Linked DNA regions of Homo sapiens: region 2 is linked to region 1. A link is an interaction called in ENCODE POLR2A ChIA-PET data of the cell type or tissue named here. Cell type or tissue: Caco-2. All regions are shown on one strand. Each heading gives the region's core, and the rest is flanking DNA. Links, peaks and the distances in the headings are about the cores only.

Evidence for each region. Peaks named below come from ENCODE experiments on the same cell type or tissue, not always from the same donor. Only the 100,000 strongest peaks of a DNase experiment are listed, where the experiment ranks them.
Region 2: POLR2A ChIA-PET joins it to region 1 with 5 read pairs; 3 of 35 experiments call an interaction of 5 or more read pairs at or near these places.

What each region holds. Positions count from the first base shown.
Region 1 is chr7:23,376,646-23,382,028 of GRCh38, forward strand. All of the region lies in intron 3 of IGF2BP3 (insulin like growth factor 2 mRNA binding protein 3), which reads right to left. Among named protein-coding and RNA genes, the nearest start is that of SNORD65C, 17 kb to the right of the region's middle. In Caco-2, for the core only: no CTCF peak of the experiment used is centred there; a DNase peak (open chromatin) is centred at 2,576.
Region 2 is chr7:23,274,333-23,279,715 of GRCh38, forward strand. GPNMB (glycoprotein nmb) reads left to right here. Exons shown (of 11, transcript NM_002510.3): 11 at 1-776. Among named protein-coding and RNA genes, the nearest start is that of MALSU1, 22 kb to the right of the region's middle. RefSeq lists silencers at 3,205-3,264, 3,275-3,324. In Caco-2, for the core only: CTCF peaks have their summits at 2,188 (motif pointing left), 3,196 and 3,397; a DNase peak (open chromatin) is centred at 3,220.

The DNA.
Region 1 (5,383 bases), core at 221-5,220:
CGCTTGAGTCCAGCAATTCAAGACCATTTTGGGCAACATGGCAAGACCCCATCTCTACAAAAAATACAAAAAATTACCTGGGAATGGTGGTGCATGCCTGTAGTCCCAGCTACACGACAGGCTGAGGCAGGAGGTTGGCTTGGCCCAGAAGGCGGAGGCTGCAATGAGCCAAGATCAGCGTGGGCAACACAGCGAAACCTGTCTCAAAGACCAAAATTAACTAACTAAATAAAAAAACCTTGAAAGATTGCTAATCTTTGACCTGCTAATTTTATTTCTGTTCAATTGTCACTAAAGAAATCAGCAGGAATGTGGGTGTAAATTCATCCACAGATATGTTCACAACTGTGGTAATGGTTAAACATGAGGAATGGTTAAGTAAATTACCAGTTACACATAGAACAGAAAAAACATCCATTATAAACTTAAGGAGTCCAATTACATAATGTTTATGACAAAATTTAAAAAAAAAACTGTGCTAAAAAGAAAAGAACAAAAAAATAAAACCTTTGTGCTTCAAAGAACACTATCAAGAAAGTGCAAAGACATAGATAATGGGAGAAAATATTTGCAAATCATATATCTGATAAGGGACTTACATCTAGCATATACAAAGAACTCTTAAAACTCAACACTAAAAGGCCAAATAACCCATTTTTTTATGCAGAGGAAGTGAATAGACATTTCCTCAAAGAAGATATACAGATGACTAATAAGCACATGAAACAATGCTCGACATCATTAGTCAGTAGGGTAACAGAAATCAAACTAAAGTGACTTATCGCTTCACACCCACTAGGATGGCTATAATTGAAAAGACAAATAATAACAAGTGTTTAGGCAAAGGATATAGGGAAACTGGAACCCTCAGACATCGTTGGTGGGAATGTAAAATGGTACAGCCTCTTTGGAAAACTGTCTGGTTGTTCTTCAAAAAGTTACCATATGATCTAGCAATTCCATTCCTGGGTATACACCCAAAAGAACTGAAAATCTATGTTTACACAAAAACATGTACACCAGTGTTCAGAGCAGCATCATTCAATGGAAACAACCTAAATGTCCATCAGCTGCTGGATGGATAAACAGTAAGTGGTATATTCACACAATAATTATTACCCAGCCATAAAAAGGAATGAAGTACCTACTAAAATCTGGCTGCACCTTGAAAATATTATGCTAAGTGAAGGAAGCCAGACATAAAAGGCCACATATATATGATTCCTTTTATATTAAATGTCCACAATAGGCAAAGCTAGAGACTCAGAAAGTAGATTAGTGGTTTCTAGGGCCTGGGAGGAGACTGGAAGATAGGAGGGGCAAGTGACTGTTAATGGCTATAGGGTTACTTTTGGGAGTAATTAAAATGTCTTAAGATTAGTGGTGATACTTCCAAACCTTTAGACTATACTAAAAACCACTGAATTGTATGCTTCAGAAAGGTGAATTTTATGACATCAAATATAGTTCGATTTTTAAAAAAATTAAAAATGTTTAAAACAGGATATAAAATTATACATGCAAGACCCAACGATGTTGAAAAATGCCTAATCATTAAACTGAACTATTAGTCACGGAATAATGTTGCCATTGGGAGAAAGACTTTTTCTTTTCACTTTTCAAGTTTTCTACAAGGAGTATATAATTTTAGAATCAGGAAGAAAATGAAAACAAATATCAAATCTGAATTACACTGGCCTTTAGATAGTTTTCAAAAAAAAAAAAATGCCAGGAAAATAGACATTTCTCTTCTTGGTTTTTTTTTGAGACAGAGTCTCGCTCTGTCTCCCAGGCTGGAGTGTAGTGGTATGATCTTGGCTCACTGTAACCTCTGCCTCCCAGGTTCAAGCAATTCTCCTGTTTCAGCCTCCTAAGTAGCTGGGATTATGGGCGTGCACCACCATGCCAGGCTAATTTTTGCTTGTTTTTTTTTTTTTTTTTTTTTTTGAGACAGAGTCTCGCTCTGTCGCCAGGCTGGAGTGCAGTGGCATGATCTTGGCTTACTGCCACCTCCGCCTCCCAGGTTCAAGCCATTCTCCTGCCTCAGCCTCCCGAGTAGCTGGGACTACAGGTGCACGCCACCATGCCCAGCTAATTTTTGTATTTTTAGTAGAGACGGGGTTTCACCATGTTGGCCAGGATGGTCTCAATCTCTTGACCTCGTGATTCACCCACCATGGCCTCCCAAAGTGCTGGGATTACAGGTGTGAGCCACCGTGCCTGGCCTTCTCTTCTATTCGTAAGGCTCCCCCGGAAGAGTACTGGAGAAACACAATTGAATGAGCAGAACCAAATGTATGAATTATTTGGAGACCAAGCAGAGGAAAAAAAGATGCTTACCACACCAACTCATTGTGGCATATTGAACACACTGCTAGGACAAGGTCAGAGTTCTATGGAAGAAAGCGGACTAGTGGAGTCCCTCCCTCCATTAGCATTTGTTTCCTATGATGGACATGTGTTTCATAATAAGTTCAGCTGCTTTTGAACAATGGGTGGACAAATTATCAGTGTTACAAATGTCTTTGAAATTTTTTCCTTTTGAAATTTATTGGTGGGGTGGAGCAGGTAGTTCTACAAGGCAAACCAAGGTTTCCCCACACCCACTGTTGCTCTGTCTCAGCTAGTGTGTATTCAAGATAAAGGCATTTTTTGATCCCAGCCATGTTCTCTTATATCTGCTGTAGTTAAAAAACTGCTTAAGTCCACAAGTACTGCTTTTGGTCCAGAATTCTATTAATCCAACTTTTCACTCAGATCCTACCCCTCAGATGTGATTCCACTTCATGTTGTTTAGAAAATATTTGGGTACCAATTTGGATAGCACCTATTGCGAATGAACTGGGACTAGAAGCAGGCATTCTCAAGTAATTTTAAAGGTTTTAATGAGTAACAGGGGTCCATTAATAATCAAGGAGAAGTTATGGTTAGCAGAAGACAGTTCAGTTAATGGCAAATCTTTTAGGAAATCAATTCTATAAAACAGTAAATTGCCCTCACAGAAGCTCTATTCACCAACCAAGTTCACCTGGAGTTTAAAGATACTACAAAACAAAATCTCAATTTTCTAGTCTTCAAACTGCTCCTCCCCATGTGCCTGCTTCTGTCCTCAACAGCAGGATTCCAGAGTTGTGTCTGCAACTCGCCACTCCCAGTCCATACTTGGTTTGGAACCTATATGCTCTTATAGCTTATATTTGGTCCCTACAAAATATACATCCATGCACTGGCTATACACGGGGCAATTCCATGCATCTCTTATTGTTAACGAGTGAAGTCTTACACAGGTGCACTTGAGAGGTCAAGCCATGGTCAGCTAACTGGTGAGAGGTCAGGGGATGCAGAGAATTTGAATGTCAACTTCTAAGATGGGTTGGGAAAGTCGTAACTTGGTAATGTCTTTAAATATAAAAAGGCTATTTCAAAATTAATGTTCAGCCGTGAATACAAAAGAATACCCACTGCACTGTGAATTTTGAGGTAAAAACCGTGGAGACTGCCCACTATGCCTCTTTTTTTTTTTTTTTTTTTTTTTTGAGATGGAGTCTCGCTCTGTTGCCCAGGCTGGAGAGCAGTGGCACGATCTCAGCTCACTGCAACCTCCGCCTCCCGGGTTCACGCCATTCTCCTGCCTCAGCCTCCCGAGTACTAGGACTACAAGTGCCTGCCACCGTGCCCAGCTAATTTTTTGTATTTTTTAGTAGAGACGGGGTTTCACTGTGCTAGCCAGGATGGTCTCGATCTCCTGACCTCGTGATCCATCCGCTTCGGCCTCCCAAAGTGCTGGGGTTACAGGCATGAGCCACCGTGCCCGGCCTACTGCCCACCATGCTTCTTGGCCGATGAGTGGCATCCATGCAATTTAATATGGTTCAAGACTGTCATACATTACTCTCATCCACTCCCAACTGATTCCCTACTAACTACCTTTAAACTAGAACACACTATGTCTTCTTACTTCTAGGACACAATCCCTGATCACCCCAGTCTTGGTTAACTCCCTGTACTGGGATGAATAGCGCCCTTTAAAAATTCACCAGTACCTCTGAATATAGCTCTAATCCAATGACTAATATCCTTTTAAGAGGGAAATTTGGACGGACACACACAGGGAGAACACAACGTGACTACAAAGGCAGAGACTGGGATGATGCAGCTACAAGCCAAGGAACAGCAAAGATTGGGCACAGCCACTAGAGGCTAGGAGGAAGTCTTGCCAGCACCCGATGGCAGACTTCTGGTTTCCAGAACTAGGTTTTAAGCTTCCCAGTTTGTGGAAATTAGTTACAGCAGCCCTGATAAATTAATACACCTCTCTCCCATCTTCCATAGTAAGCACCCACCTCCAACCTAACCCAGGGGCTTGTTTTTACTGTGGAAGGCCATTCACTTGTCCATGTCTAAATCAGACTCAACTTCACAGCTGTATCTAGAACAGGCCCTAGCACAGAGCTATAGACTTTGGGACTCCCACACAGCAATGGAGAAATCCCTCCTCCCAGAAGTCTCTATATCCACACAGTAATCAGCCACCAAACACACTGGATTCTTCACACACATTATTCCACTTAGTCATCTGAACAATCTTCAAAGGCAGATATTAACCCTGTTTTCAAGATGCAAAAATTGAGTTTCAAAGAGGAAAGGCCACATGCCCAGCGGGACAGGAAATACGAGAAGAGTCAGGATGTGAACCCACACTACGTGACTCTAAAGTCAGTGCTCAATAGGCTACACCCGTTTCTCAAAAAGTCACCACCTTGTAAGGAAAATGATTCTTCAAAAGCTCTTCATACCAGCAAGCACAGAAAGTTGATAAATTTTGAAGCTGGTTGACAGGTACATGAGGATTTATTATATACTCTCTACTTGTATATGCTTATATGTTCATTAAAGTGATGGCTGATTTTAAAATTTTAAGTTAAATTTTAATTTTTTTTTTAGATGGAGTCTCACTGTGTCACCCAGGCTGCAGTGCAGTGGCATGACCTCATCTCACTGCAACCTCCACCTCCCAGGTTCAAGCAATTCTCCTGCCTCGGTCTCCTGAGTAGCTGGAATTACAGGCACGTACCACCACGCCCAGCTAATTTTTGTATTTTTAGTAGAGATGGGGTTTTGCCATGTTGGCAGGGCTGGTCTCGAACTCCAGACTTCAAATGATCCACCCACCTCGGTCGGCCTCCCAAAGTGCTGGGATTACAGGCTTGAGCCAATGCACCCGGCCTTAAAACTTAATTTTTAACGTCAAAGTCCAAAGTTTAAAATTAACAGTAATCACTGGGCAAAGATGTAACATTTGCACTGTTCATTAAAATGCCACTATGTGACCTGGTGCAGTGGCTCACACCTGTAATCCCAGCACCTTGGGAGGCTGAGGCGG
Region 2 (5,383 bases), core at 162-5,161, 100 kb before region 1:
GTTTGGGGAAGTTGAATTTTTTATAGGTTAAATGTCATTTTAGAGATGGGGAGAGGGATTATACTGCAGGCAGCTTCAGCCATGTTGTGAAACTGATAAAAGCAACTTAGCAAGGCTTCTTTTCATTATTTTTTATGTTTCACTTATAAAGTCTTAGGTAACTAGTAGGATAGAAACACTGTGTCCCGAGAGTAAGGAGAGAAGCTACTATTGATTAGAGCCTAACCCAGGTTAACTGCAAGAAGAGGCGGGATACTTTCAGCTTTCCATGTAACTGTATGCATAAAGCCAATGTAGTCCAGTTTCTAAGATCATGTTCCAAGCTAACTGAATCCCACTTCAATACACACTCATGAACTCCTGATGGAACAATAACAGGCCCAAGCCTGTGGTATGATGTGCACACTTGCTAGACTCAGAAAAAATACTACTCTCATAAATGGGTGGGAGTATTTTGGTGACAACCTACTTTGCTTGGCTGAGTGAAGGAATGATATTCATATATTCATTTATTCCATGGACATTTAGTTAGTGCTTTTTATATACCAGGCATGATGCTGAGTGACACTCTTGTGTATATTTCCAAATTTTTGTACAGTCGCTGCACATATTTGAAATCATATATTAAGACTTTCCAAAGATGAGGTCCCTGGTTTTTCATGGCAACTTGATCAGTAAGGATTTCACCTCTGTTTGTAACTAAAACCATCTACTATATGTTAGACATGACATTCTTTTTCTCTCCTTCCTGAAAAATAAAGTGTGGGAAGAGACAAGACCTTGGTATTGTAATTATTTTTCTGATTCATCATTTGCTTTTCAATTTCACTTACAGTTGTTTCTTTTTTTTAGATGAGGGTCTCCCTATATTGTCCAAGCTGGTCTCAGACTCCTGGCCTCAAAGGATCCTCCTGCCTCAGCATCCCAAAGCGCTGGGATTACAGGAGTAAGCCACTGTACCCAGCCTCAATTTCATTTATAGTTTTTGACAAGTAAAAAGTTGTTTAACAATGTCTCATAGAGCATTGATAATCTCATAAATATTTTTTACCTAACTACATATATATATATATATATATATATATATATATATATATATATATATATATATGGCTGAGCACAGTGGCTCACACCTATAATCCCAGCACTTTGGGAGGCTGAGGCAGGCAGACTGCTTAAGCTCAGCAGTTTGAGACCAGCCTGGGCAACATGATGAAACCCCGTCTCTACAAAAAATACAAAAATTAGCCAGGCCTGATGGTACATGCCTGTAGTCCCAGCTACTCAGGAGGCTGGGGTGGGAGGATCACTTCAGCCCTGGAGGTCAAGGCTGCAGTGAGCCGAGATGGTGCCACTGCACTCCAGCCTAGGAAACAGAGCCAGATTCTGTCTCAAAAAAAAAAAAAGATATATATATATATATCTTTCAAATATCTGTATATACACACAATCACATCATATGTGAAACTTCAAATAAAAGTTTAATGTGTAAATGTATATAATCAGATCAATCTAAAAGAAGAGATTTTCTATAAGCGATTGTCCTGGACTCTTTGAGTAATCAGTATCATATTAAAAATAAAGGCAGGGGGTGGAATTCTAGGTCACAGTTTAGTAAACTTTTTCCATAAAGGGCTGGGTACTAAATCTCTTAGGCTTTATGGGCCACACAGTCTCGATCGCAACTGCTCAACTCTCTCATTGTAGCGTGAAAACAACCATAGACATTACATAAATAAAAGAGCCTGGCTGTGTTCCAGCAAAAATGTATTTACAAAAACAGGTGGTAGGCCAGATTTGGCCCATGGGACATAGTTTGCCTGTTTTACACTAATGGAGACAAAATGGACACAGCAACCAAACGCAATTTGAGAATCTACATTGGATCCTAGCTTGAGGAAAAAACAGTGATGAAAGATATTCGTGGGACAACTGGGGAAACTTGAGTACACACTGGATACCAGATGATATTATAGAATTGTTAATTTTCTTAAGGAATGGTAAAGGTATTGTGGGGATTAACATTTAGTCTAGGTTCTTCATTTCCTGGATGACCTAGAGGCCAAAAAAAATACAGCTATTTGTTCTAAAATCGCTTCCAAAGAGTGTAAAATTTGCAGAACAAGAATTGAGATTTCTCCCCATTTACGTGATGACTGTAGGGCCATGGTTCTCAACCAGGGGTGATTTTGCCCCCTAGAGGACATTTGGCAATGTTTGGAGACATTTGTGGTTGTCACAACTAGGGTGGGATACAACTGGCATCCCGTGGTTAGAGGCCAGTAATGTTGCCCAACATCCTACAATCTACAAGACAACCACCACAACAAAGAATTATCTGGCCCATGGAGGGCGCAGTGGATCCTGCCTGTAATCCCAGCACTTTGGGAGACCGAGGAAGGTGAATCACCTGAGCTTAGAAGTTTGAGACCAGCCTGGTCAACACAGCAAAAACCCCGTCTCTACTAAAAATACAAAAATTAGCCAGGTGTGGTGGCGCACGCTGGTAATCCCAGCTACCCAAGAGGCTAAGGCATGAGAATCACTTGAACCCAGGAGGCAGAGGTTGCAGTGAGCTGAGATCGCACCACTGCATTCCAGCCTGGGAGACAGAAGGAGACTCCATCTCAAAAAACAAACAAACAAACAAAAAACAATTATCTGACCCTGAATGTAGAACCACCCTGCTTTGTAGTGACTACTGAAGCTCTGGGCATGGACATGAAGACAGAAGACTATTTGAATCCAGCCCTGCCACTGAAGTCTGAGTAACTCTGGGCAAGTTGTTTGACCCTTCCTGAGCCTTTCCTTTCTCAGTCTCCTCATCTGTAAAATGGGTATGTCTGCCCTCCTTGGCTACTTCACAGGGCTGCGGCACATGCATCTGCCCGAATGAGTGGGCATGGAAGCACCCTGTTTATGGCATGGTGGTATGTACTCCATGTGAGGCCTGAGGACGGAAGCAGTGTGGAGAGGCTGTATCATCTTTATAATGACTAGGAGGCCAAGACATTAGTACCTAAAGCAAAAAAGTAATTTCAAATTGCAGCAGAATCACCTGAAGTTTGGTTAAAACACATATTGCTGGGCCCACCCCCAGAGCTTCGAATTCACTGTTCTGGGGTGAGGCCCCTTAAGGCTTTCTAACAAGTTTCCAGATAATCCTGCTACTGCTGGGTGGAAGGAACTAACGTTGAGAAATTTGGTCTTGAAATCCGCTCTTTCCTTCCCTTATCAACAGGGGGTAGCAGAGAGCAGCAAATAGACAGTCATTCTTTGAGGAAGCAGGTCAAAATCCTCATCAAACCTCCCTCAGTTTCAATCTAACAAGTGGCAGGAGAGAGGGCTGAAATAGTGAATTATTTAAATTTATATTATCCCTATGACCCCAGCAACAAGTCATTTAACTTGTGCTGAATCACAATTTGTGAAACGGGGGAAGCAACCTAAAAGATAGTGAGATAATTTGATTAATGTTTGTTGAGCGTTAGAACTTCCAAAGAAAATTGAAATGTATAGGTAATAAATTATTCTGGGAATTTCTTATTCTTGGGACTTTTTCTAAATGTCTGCATTTTAAACACTTCTGACTCATTTATAAACATTGGTTGCCCTCATTGAATTTTCAATTGTTTAATAGTTTAGAGGGCAATACGTTCAATGCACTCATTACATCCAGAATGTGTAGCAACTTCAAACCAGAGTGACAGTGTAAGGGCAGATGAGAAGGTGGTCATCCAGGGGTGATGGTGACCACATTCTGATGGGGCTTTTGGTGGGGGAAAATCCTTTAAGGTTTTTAAAAGAATGGTTCCAAAGCTGCCAGAATAGTTACCTTAAAAAATCAGAGTTCAGGCCGGGCGCAGTGGCTCACACCTGTAATCCCAGCACTTTGGGAGGCCAAGGCGGGCAGATCACCTGAGGTCAGGAGTTCGAGACCAGCCTGGCCAGCATGGTGAAACCCCGTCTCTACTAAAATTACAAAAATTAGCTGGATGTGGTGGCAGGTGGCTGTCACCCCAGCTACTCGGGAGGCTTGAGAATCGCTTGAGCCCAGGAGAAGGAGGTTGCAATGAGCTGAGAGTGCACCATTGCACTCCAGCCTGGGTAACAGAGTGAGGCCCTGTCCCAAAAAAAAAAAAAAAAAAGCAGAGTTCAGCTCCCAGGAATCACCCCTTGCAGACTGATTTCAATTATTCAACTGTCATTTACTGGGCACCAGTATGTCCCAAGCTCTTGTCTAGGAGAGGACTCAATAGTGACAAGAGAGACAAGGACTCTGTTCTCATAGAGCTTGGATTCCAGACTAATGTAACATGTCACCGCACAAGTGTCACTGCAGGAAGAGCGCTAAGCTCTGACCCGGAGTCCCCCATCTTGGTCAACCCCACTGGCCTCAGCTTAATCTGCAGGGACAGTTCCTCTGCTGCTTAGAACTGAACAGCCATTCCTATTGTCCTTGAAATTCTGGAATAAATTTTTTCTTTGGCGCTCTCCCATAGGCATTTTGGGATTTGGGTACCTTAATGGTATATTAGTATTTAACCAATTTTCATTCTATGTATAATTTTCTCACAAATGTCATGTCATCTCACTAATCAAAATGTTTCTCCAGTTTACAATGTAACTGCCATTATTAATTTCACTGCATGGGTTTGTTGTTTTGTTTTATTTTGGTTTTGAGACAGGGTCTCACTCTGTCACTCAGGCTGGAGTACAGCGGTGCGATCTCAGCTCACTACGACTTCCGCCTCCTGGGCTCAAGCGATTCTCCCACCTCAGCACCCCAGAGTAGCTAGGACCACAGGTATGCACCACCACACCAGACTAATTTTTGTATTTTTAGTAGAGATGGGATTTTGCCATGTTGGCCAGGCTGGTCTCAGACTCCTGAGCTTAAGTGATCCACATGCCTCAGCCTCCCAAAGTGCTGGGATTACAGGGAGGAGCCACCATGCCTGACCTATTGTATAGGTTTTAATGATGCAAATTAAGTATCAAGATTTGGGCTTATTGAGTCCTTAATTTTAAAGTGTTTATTTTTTATTTTATTTTTTGAGACAGAGTTTTGGTCTTGTCACCCAGGCTGGAGTGCAATGGCACAATCTCGGCTCACTGCAACCTCCGCCTCCTGGGTTCAAGTGATTCTCCTGCCTCAGCCTCCTGACTAGCTGGGATTACAGGTACCTGCCACCACACCCAGCTAATTTTTGTATTTTTAGCAGAGGCGGGGTTCCACCATGTTGGCCAGGCTGGTCTCGAACTCCTGACTTCAAGTGATCCACCCGCCTCGGCCTCCCAAAGTGTTGGGATTACAGGCATGAGCCACCACGCCCAGCTAAAATGTTTATTGAAATAAATTCCTTTAGAGCAAAAAAAGATT